Linked DNA regions of Homo sapiens: region 2 is linked to region 1. A link is a contact called in ENCODE Hi-C or POLR2A ChIA-PET data. All regions are on one chromosome and are shown on one strand. The core of a region is the stretch at or near the end of the contact, and the rest is flanking DNA. Distances in the headings are between cores, read along the strand shown. Region 1 holds the start of MCEMP1 (mast cell expressed membrane protein 1). Region 2 holds the start of PPAN-P2RY11 (PPAN-P2RY11 readthrough).

What was found. Hi-C counts contacts between places; a loop is a spot of excess contacts on that map. ChIA-PET counts read pairs that join two places held with the same protein, here RNA polymerase II (POLR2A).
Region 2: a map of transverse colon shows a loop between it and region 1 (19-fold over the local background). The contact joins the promoter of PPAN-P2RY11 here to the promoter of MCEMP1 in region 1. A Hi-C loop is called at or near these places in 1 of 168 maps with a recorded cell type or tissue (transverse colon). POLR2A ChIA-PET finds 5 or more read pairs at or near these places in 1 of 52 experiments (IMR-90).

What each region holds. Positions count from the first base shown.
Region 1 is chr19:7,674,190-7,678,471 of GRCh38, reverse strand. MCEMP1 (mast cell expressed membrane protein 1) reads right to left here and starts at 1,382. Exons shown (of 7, transcript NM_174918.3): 1 at 1,297-1,382; 2 at 746-835; 3 at 231-368; 4 at 72-122. The coding sequence starts at 1,351. RefSeq lists an enhancer at 346-415.
Region 2 is chr19:10,104,206-10,108,487 of GRCh38, reverse strand. It overlaps PPAN-P2RY11 (PPAN-P2RY11 readthrough), which reads right to left and starts at 2,126. Exons shown (of 13, transcript NM_001198690.2): 1 at 2,076-2,126; 2 at 1,817-1,987; 3 at 882-983; 4 at 634-684; 5 at 354-524. The coding sequence starts at 2,093. PPAN (peter pan homolog) reads right to left here and starts at 2,126. Exons shown (of 12, transcript NM_020230.7): 1 at 2,076-2,126; 2 at 1,817-1,987; 3 at 882-983; 4 at 634-684; 5 at 354-524. The coding sequence starts at 2,093. SNORD105 (small nucleolar RNA, C/D box 105) reads right to left here and starts at 837; the gene lies at 753-837. It also overlaps a transcript of ANGPTL6 not described here. RefSeq lists enhancers at 1-557, 2,200-2,249, 1,846-2,489 and a silencer at 1,930-1,979.

The sequences.
Region 1 (4,282 bases), core at 133-2,632:
GTGTCTGTGCATCCATCCCTCTCCAGACCCCCACCATGACCCCACGGGTCTCCCTCAGACCCTCCGCTCACCATTCCAAAGCTCCCTTTTAAAGCCCAGCAGCTCCTTGGACATCTCAGCATCTGTTCAGGAGGGGCAGGAAAATCCTTGAAGCACCCAGGGAGAGAGAGAGAGAAGGACAAGGGAGAAAGTCTAGGCCCCCCAGCACCCTCCTCCCAAGAAGTACTCACTCTTCACCATGATGAAGGCTGACAGGATGATGCAGAGGACAAAGGCCAGGGCCAGGAGGATGTACAGGCTCAGGATGGCTCTGTACAACCAGCAGGGGACCTGGGTGGAGTCTGAGGGCGGCCTGCACTGGGCTGGGACTGGAGCAAAGAGGCAGCAAAGTGACCTTGAGGGGCCAGCACCACCACTCAAACCATCCTCACTGTCTCTAACACCATGGACACCTCGCTCCTCTCAAAACCATCAGCAGCTGTGGTCATGCAGCTTGTCATCATCGTCAACAACACTGCCACCACCAGCCACCCTCAGCGATCTAACACCGTCACCATCACAGACCCCCTCTCCAGCATTCCCCAACATTGTCATCATCAACAGACCTCATTAGCACGTCAACAGCTGTCACCTCTTCCTTCCCCATCGCTTCCTCCCTTCCACGCAGCCCCGGGGGCCCTGCAGTTGCCCGCCCACCTGCCCCTTCCCAAGGTGATGGGATGTGAGCAGGTGGGTGTCTGCTCACCTTGGCTCGTGGGTCGTGAATGACCACCCTTTGCATGGTCCTGATTTTTGAAGGCCAAGGTGATATTCTCATAGTCTGGGTCATGGGCACCTGGGAGGGGTTGGAGATCTGCTCAGAGCTCTGTGGTGTGGAGAGTGGATCCGGGATCTTGTTTTACCCAACCCTTTGCACTCAATAAATTGTAGGGGGTGAAAGATAAGGAGTGAGAAGCTAAAATCTGCTTTTTGGTTAAGTGGAGCGGGTGTGTGAGAGTTTGAGTGATCACACCACACACACATCCACACACACATCCACACATCTTGGAGGGGAAGGAGCCCCCGGCCCCCACCTTTGACCCCTTACCTCTCCCATCTGAACTCTCCTTCTTTTTTTATTTTTATTTTTTACAGACAGAGTCTCCCTATGTTGCCCAGGCCAGTCTCCACCTCCAGGGCTCACGCAATCCTCCCGCCTCAGCCTCCCAAAGTGCTAGGATTACAGACATGAGCAAAAGCCCCCGGCCCCCCAATCTCTCCTTCTTAACCCCTCCCTTCCACCTCGAGTTCCCTAACCTTGATTCTTGGCTGAGACCCCCTGTTTCTTGTCCCTGAAGGCTGGTGCTTGCATCTTGACTTCCTGGTGCTTGTAGATTTCCTCCACTTCCATGGTCCCCAGCCCGCAAATTTGTCCATACACGTCCCCGCCCACCGGAAGGTGTGGGCAGATGAGGAAATCTGGAGGTGGGGGGAAGAAAGAGGGGGAGCAGCCTCCTCTTTTCAGGGATCCACGACTCTCGCACCCTGGGGCACCCTCATTCCTGCCCCGATCAAGAGGCTCTTGGGAGCCAAGAGGTCTCAGGAAGGACCAAGAAGAAAAACCTCTAGACCGGGAGATGGAATTCGACACTCGGAAATGTTACAGGAAGCTGTGGTCTCTGTGTGTGTCTGTGTCTACCTGGATGGACCTCACCCTCCTACCTCCTCTCCATTTCAAAAGAGAAGCTGTGACACCTCAGTGTCCCAACTTTTCGCGTAAGAGCAACCAGGCTTGGAGACAGGACCCCTGGGTCCCCCCACACCTTCCTCCCTCCAGCCTCAGCTCCACCCCTCAGCTCCACCCCCAAGAAGTTCTTCTACTTCTACAAGTCCCCGTGGAGGAAAAGCACAGATGTGAGGCAACGGGAACTAACCACTGGAACGCCACACCCACATCTGGGACTGAGGACAGACCCACATCCTTCCCTCCCTCCCCAAATCCCCTGCTTTTATACAACCCTGGAGGAGGCTGGGTGCGGTGGCTCACGCCTGTAATCCCAGCACTCTGGGAGGCTGAGGTGGGTGGATCATCTGAGGTCAGGAGTTTGAAACCAGCCTGGCTAACATGGTGAAACCCCGTCTCTACTAAAAATACAAAAATTAGCTGGGCGTGGTGGCGAGCGCCTGTAATCCTAGCTACTCAGGAGGCTGAGGCAGGAGAATCGCTTAAACCTGGGAGGCGGAGGCTGCAGTGAGCGGAGATCACACCATTGCACTCCAGAATGGGTGACAAGAGGGAAACTCTGTCTCAAAAAAGAACCCTGGAGGAACAGTTTCCTCTGCACCTGGAAACTCCAGGTTTCTCATTCTCATCCATCCATCTGCTTATCTACCCAGATACTCTCTCTCACACATGTACACACACAGGTCTGCACACGGACACACATCACAAACTCATTTGCATACTATTTGCATTGTGACACTCAGAAAAATAGACACAAGCATGCGTTCACATGCCCGCACTCTGTCTAGAAGGTGTCTTAGTTCACTTTGTGTTTATCTGATCTTGAAAACTGGGGTTACAAAAGGCACAAAGTAGCTGGGTATGGTGGCTCGCTCTGTAGTCCCAGCTACCCAGGAGGCTGAGGTAGGAGGATCATTTGAGGCCAGGAGTTTGAGACCAGCGTGAGCAACATAGCAAGACCCTGTCTCTTTAAATGTTTTTTAATAATTTTTTTTTGAGACAGGGTTTCACTCTGTTGCCCAGGCCGGGGTGCAGCAGCGTGATCATGGCTCACTGCAGCTTTGACCTCCCTGGCTCAAGTAATCCTTCGTCCTCGGCTTCCCGAGTAGCTGAAATTACAGGTGGGCACGACTTCACCTGGCTAATTTTTCTCCTTTTTTGAGATGGAGTTTTGTGCTTGTCACCCAGGCTGGAGTGCAATGACGCTATCTCAGCTCACTGCAACCTCCGCATCCCAGGTTCAAGTCATTCTCCTGCCTCAGCCTCCCAAGTAGCTGGGATTACAGGCATGCACCACCACCCCCGGCTAATTTTGTATTTTTAGTAGAGACGGGGTTTCCCCATGTTGGTCAGGCTGGTCTCGAACTCCTGACTTCACGTGATCTACCCGCCTTGGCCTCCCAAAGTGCTGGGATTACAAGCATCAGCCACCGTGGCCCAGTCTAATTTTTCTTATTTTTTGTAGAGATGAGGGTCTCAATATGCCGTCCAGGCTGGTCTTGATCTCCTGGGTTCAACTGATCCTCCAGCCTTGGTCTCCCAAAGTGCTGGGATTACAGGCATACATTTTTATTTTTATTTTTTTCTGGCCAGGTGTGGTGGCTCACGCCTGTAATCACAGCACTTTGGGAGTCTGAGGCGGGCGGATCACCTGAGGTCAGGAGTTAGAGACACCAGCCTGACCAATATGATAAAACCCTGTCTCTACTAAAAATGCAAAAATTAACTGGGCGTGGTGGCAGGCGCCTGTAATCTCAGCCACTCGGGAGGCTGAGACAGGAGAATCACTTGAACCCGGGAGGTGGAGGTTGCAGTGAGCCGAGATCGCGCCATTGCACTCCAGCCTGGGCAACAAGAGCAAAACTCCGTCAAAAAAAAAAAAAAAAAAAGAAAAAAGAAGAAAGAAGAAAGAAGGAAGGAAGGAAGAAGAAAAGAAGAAAAAACAAGTATAAGACTGTCTTATGTGCAGAAAGTGATGATGTTTTGGTTAAAAATATGTGGTTAAATTTCAGACAACTTGAATGTTGAGAAATGAGCGTCGAGATCTGGTGAGGATAAAGTTCTGTTTCCTAAAATATTGCCAAATCCTGTGTCTCCAAGAAAGATCAATTTGATAATGACTTCATGCCAGCTGCTCCATTTGGTCTTAGAAAGAAGTCAGTTACTGAGCTATAGGACCGCCTTCTAATGGAGCAGACGGACCAATTGGATGTGGGCTCTGCCTTGATGGACAGGCACAGGGGGTGGAGCCACAGCGTTGCACATTTCCCGGGCTTGGGTGGGGCTGAGACGCGGCTCCAGGCTCTGGACTTCCTTTGAGAAAAAGGTCACGCTAAACCAGAGGCCCACAAGCAATCATGTCATGTGGGAAACATCTGCAAAGCTGCCTGACCAGCACCCGTCCCTTTCATAGGGTAACATTCTCAATTTTCTTTTAAGAAAGAAAATGTGTGCTAGATCCAGCAAACCATAAGCTAGGGATTGGTTTACAGTGGACAAATGATCCAGACCCAGCCAACCAGAGTCTAAGATTGGGCAGAGAGGCGGGCATTTGAGCAA
Region 2 (4,282 bases), core at 877-3,376, 2.4 Mb before region 1:
CCGAAGCCATAGCACTGGGCCCGCAGCTTCCCTCTGTAAAACAGGGCCCTAAGAAGAGATGCTACGATCCTGCTCAGCCCAGCACTCAACACACGTGGGAAACAGAGCTCCATCAGTATTTCTTTCCACCGGCTGGAAAAGGTGCAGCTCACGGGGTGTGGACCGCTGGGGGAATCTCTGGACACTTTTGCCCAGCATCATCAGACACAGGAGTGGGATTTGACCTCAGGACTCAGCAGACCCAGGAGCTCCCAGTCTCAGCGCTGGGAGGAGTGAGCAATCCATCTGAGGGCCTGTGGCACCTCTATCCGCTGCACCCCCCCATACCTGCCACCTCGCCAGGCCAGACCCACCTTGTGCACGTTGATGGAGGGGAACAGGTTCTGGAACATGGTGGCCATGAGCTTCACATGCATACCATGGGGGCCAAAGCTGTTGAGTACCAGGAGGGGTGGGTGGGCAAACTGCTGCTCGTGCATGCGGTGCCGGCGCAGTGAGGAGACCACATCACGCACCAGCGAGTACTGTAGGACAGGAGAGAGGAGGGGGTGACCACCAACCACACATGGCTGCGGACAACCCCAAGTCCAGCTCCCACCCCACATGGCTTTGTACCACCTCCACCCCTCTCACCTTCTTGACCTGGAAGGTCAAGGTGGGGCCTCCTGGGAGGCGCATCAGCTTCTGCAGGAGAAGAAAAGATCAGTGACTCTGGAGGGGTCTAGCAGAGGTGCCCGGAGTAGGCACCTTTGCCCCATCTCTTCTTCAGAGCGTTTACTTTGAAGCCAGAAATCACAGCAGCTCAGAGGCATATGTGTTCATCATGAGAGATAGGGGAAGGGGGGGTCTGGGGGAGATGAAGGGTGAGGGCGTCTACTCACAAAGTAGACATTGGTCTCTGTTTTGCTCAGGATCAGAAAGTGTGTGACCCCGAGGGGCCCAGCCACTGCCACGCAGTCCTTCAGCGAGTTCTTCTTACGAACCTGGAAATGACAAAAAGAAAAAAAGAAAACATAGCTTATCCCTTGTTGTGACAACTATAAGCTGACGGTGCAGATCCTGTTATGGTCTGTCTTGCATCTGACCCTTTCAACAAGCCCAGAGGAGCAAAAGGATCTTAGCCTTTAGAGTCAGTCGGACGCAGATTTGAGTTCTAACTCTGTCTCTTGCTCACAGCGCATCTTCCCATTGACAAATGAGCGAACTCAGGCCCAGAGAGGTTAAGTAACTTGCATCAGATACTGGGGAGAAGTCAGTTTCCAACCCTGCTTTGCTGCCTCCAGATTCTAGTCTTTTTTTTTCTAACACGGTCTCCTCCGGTCGCCCAGACTGGAGTGAAGTGGCACGATCCCGATTCACTACAGCCTTAATTTCCTGGGCTCAAGGAATCCTCCCACCTCAGCCTCCCGAGTAGCCGGGACTACAGGCACGCAACACCATATCCGACTAATTTTTCTATTTTTTGTAAAGACGGGGTTTCACCATGCTGCTCAGGCTGGTCTCGAATTCCTGGGCTCAAGTGATCCTCCCGCATCAGCATCCCCAAATGCTGGGAATACAGGCATGAGCCACCACGCCCGGCTCCAGATTCCAGTCTTAACTGTCAGGCTTAGGCGACTATCTATCTCCCAAGCTGCGCGCCCTCACTCCAGCCCAGCAAAAGCCCTGAAAGGCAGAAATGATGCTCCCCATGAGGGTCTTTTTTTCCAGCTGGGGAGACTTAAGTCCTCCCACAGTTTTACAGCGGGAGCCATTACTGCAGCTACGAAGACTAGGCCGAGGGTGGGTGGAGGCGGGCTGGGGGTGGGGTACAAACCTGCAGACGGCTGGCAGTGAGCGGCTCCATGACCCGCCGCACGTCCAGGCTGAGCTGCCGGATGTTGCGACCCGTGCAGCCTCGCGTGAACACGAACGAGTGCGGGTTCGCGGCATAGGCCTCGAGGTTGCGGAGCTGCGCCTGGGCGCGGGCGCGCTTCTGGTGCCGGGACTGCGGCGACGAGAGACAAAGGGTCAGCGCCGCGACCTCGGCCGGGACCCCACCTGCGCCACCTGCCTCCCAAGCTGCCGGGCCTTACCCTCCCTGACTGTCCCATGCTGCTGTGTCCTCCACGAGGCCTCCTGCGTCCGCCGCTTCCGGCGCTGCGCAGCTCACTTCCGGCGCCTGAGAGCCGGCACGGCGTGGGACGACATCAGGCGGGCCTGCGCACTAGGTGGCCTCTGGGAGCGGGGAGGGGCAATCAGATGGAGCGGTTGCTATGGAGACACGGGTGCCTGTTTCTAGGGAGACCGGGGCGGGGCTACGCGGCTCCGGGCTGCAGAGAAACGAATCCGCCGGTTCGAATCCCGCTTCGGCCCATTTCCTCCAGCTGGGCTAAAACCACTTTCTGCATTCCGAGGCTCCTAAAATATCCCAAAGTAAGGCTGATAATGTCCCCCGGGCCCACGAATTAGGAGCGACCATGTATGCACAATGTTGGGCGCTCTGGCGCCAAGTACTTGGGGAGAAGCCACCGGAGGGAATGACTGTGGCAATCATTCACTTTAGTCTCGCAACTCCTCTGGGCCAGCTGTCCTCCCCGGGTACCCCTGTCTGCAGACAGGCTGAGGGATGGAAACTCCACATCACCTTCTGGAAACTCAGGGCAAGGCGGGCGTTTCGTGAATAACTCGCCCCCTCCTTCTTTCCGCTCAAAGCCTCAGTCTTGGCCTCAGGCCTCTGGCTTCTTCCCCAAAACCTTGCAGTGGGGGAAAGGGACACCCCCTCACTGGGCTGAACATTACTCTCTCCTCCCCCATCGGCCTCCTCTCCCTCCTTGCTCTCTCTGGCACCCCAATTCTTCCTCCTCTCCCCCAGATGTGTCTCCCCTCCCCCTCGTCTTCCCCCTGTCTCTTTCTCCCTCTTGTAACTTTGTCTCTGTCATCAGTTGTCTCTTTCATCATTTATAACTGAAGATGGAAACTAAAGAAGTTTCCTTTCTCTGTGTCTGGCCCCATCCCTGTTTCTTTCTTCTCATCTGCCTCCCTGTGGTCTCTCCCCATCTTCCCATCTCTCTCTGTCTCTCCCCATCTCCCCGTCTCTCCCTTTCTCTGCCATCTCCCTATGTCTCTCCCATCTCCCTATGCCTCTCCCATCTCCATCTGTCTGACTCTCTGTATTCTTCAGCCCCTCTCTGTGACTTATGAAGTTCCCTCCCTCTCTACTGCCAATGGGGAAGCCAGAGGGGGCTGAGGGTGGGGGGCCGAGGGGCCCAGTGTGGGGGCCCCAACCCAGGCCCAGAGCCCAGCCTGGCAGCCTCTCTCAGATCTGGGACGACCATTTCCTTTTTCAACCCTGGAGTCCACTCGAGTTACTCGGGAGCTCAGGATGGTGCAGACCAGGGGAAGGAGGTGACTCTCCCGGCGTGTGGCTGGTCGTCGGTGGGGCCTTTGGACAGGTCTCAGACCCTGGGCCTGGGCTCTGTGGGGCTCTATGTGAGTTTCTTTGTACCCCTGGGAAATGACTGCATGGTTACTTCCCCCAGTTCCGTCCTCGTGTGATTTGACTTGTGTGAAAATGTGACCGAGTGTGTGGGAGACAGACGGTGACCTCTGTGGTGCGGTGGATAGGTTTCCGGGTGTCAACTGTGTGTACCTGTTTTGTATCTGTGCACTACTGTGTGATCACAAGAACCAGGATGTGGACAAGCCTGACACACAGATAAAGACCCACTCAGCCCACCCCATTTCCCTTTAAGTTGTGATGTGTGTGTGACCATATTTGGAACATACAGTTGTTGCCTGAAACTGTTATGTTTCCAGCTGTGTCTTTTTAAAAATTTTTTTTAATCAATGAGATATCCTTTATTTATGAAAGCATAGTTCCAATGCAGAAGTCAAGCTTTATGGTTATATATTAGGATAGGTTCAGATCCAATATGACAATGTTTAGCACTAACTTTAACATGTTAAAGCTCTGATTCCTGAATGTTTTTCTCACTTAATATATTCTCTCCAATGACAAGCTGGTGTGCTTGGCTTCTTATGCTGAAAAATATATGCCTGAATTCTATAACAAGCTATTAACAAAATCATGAATAGTTAATTAAATAAGTGCCAACACTACATGGAACTTACTGGCCACCAACTCAGAACCATAAAACTACACACACACACACACACACACACACACACCACACACACAAACAAAACAAAAAAAACACCAAAGAAAGATAGCTATCACTGTACATATGAATACTGTCCAGGATATCAGATCAATTATCAAATCCAAGGTCTCTGGTGTTTT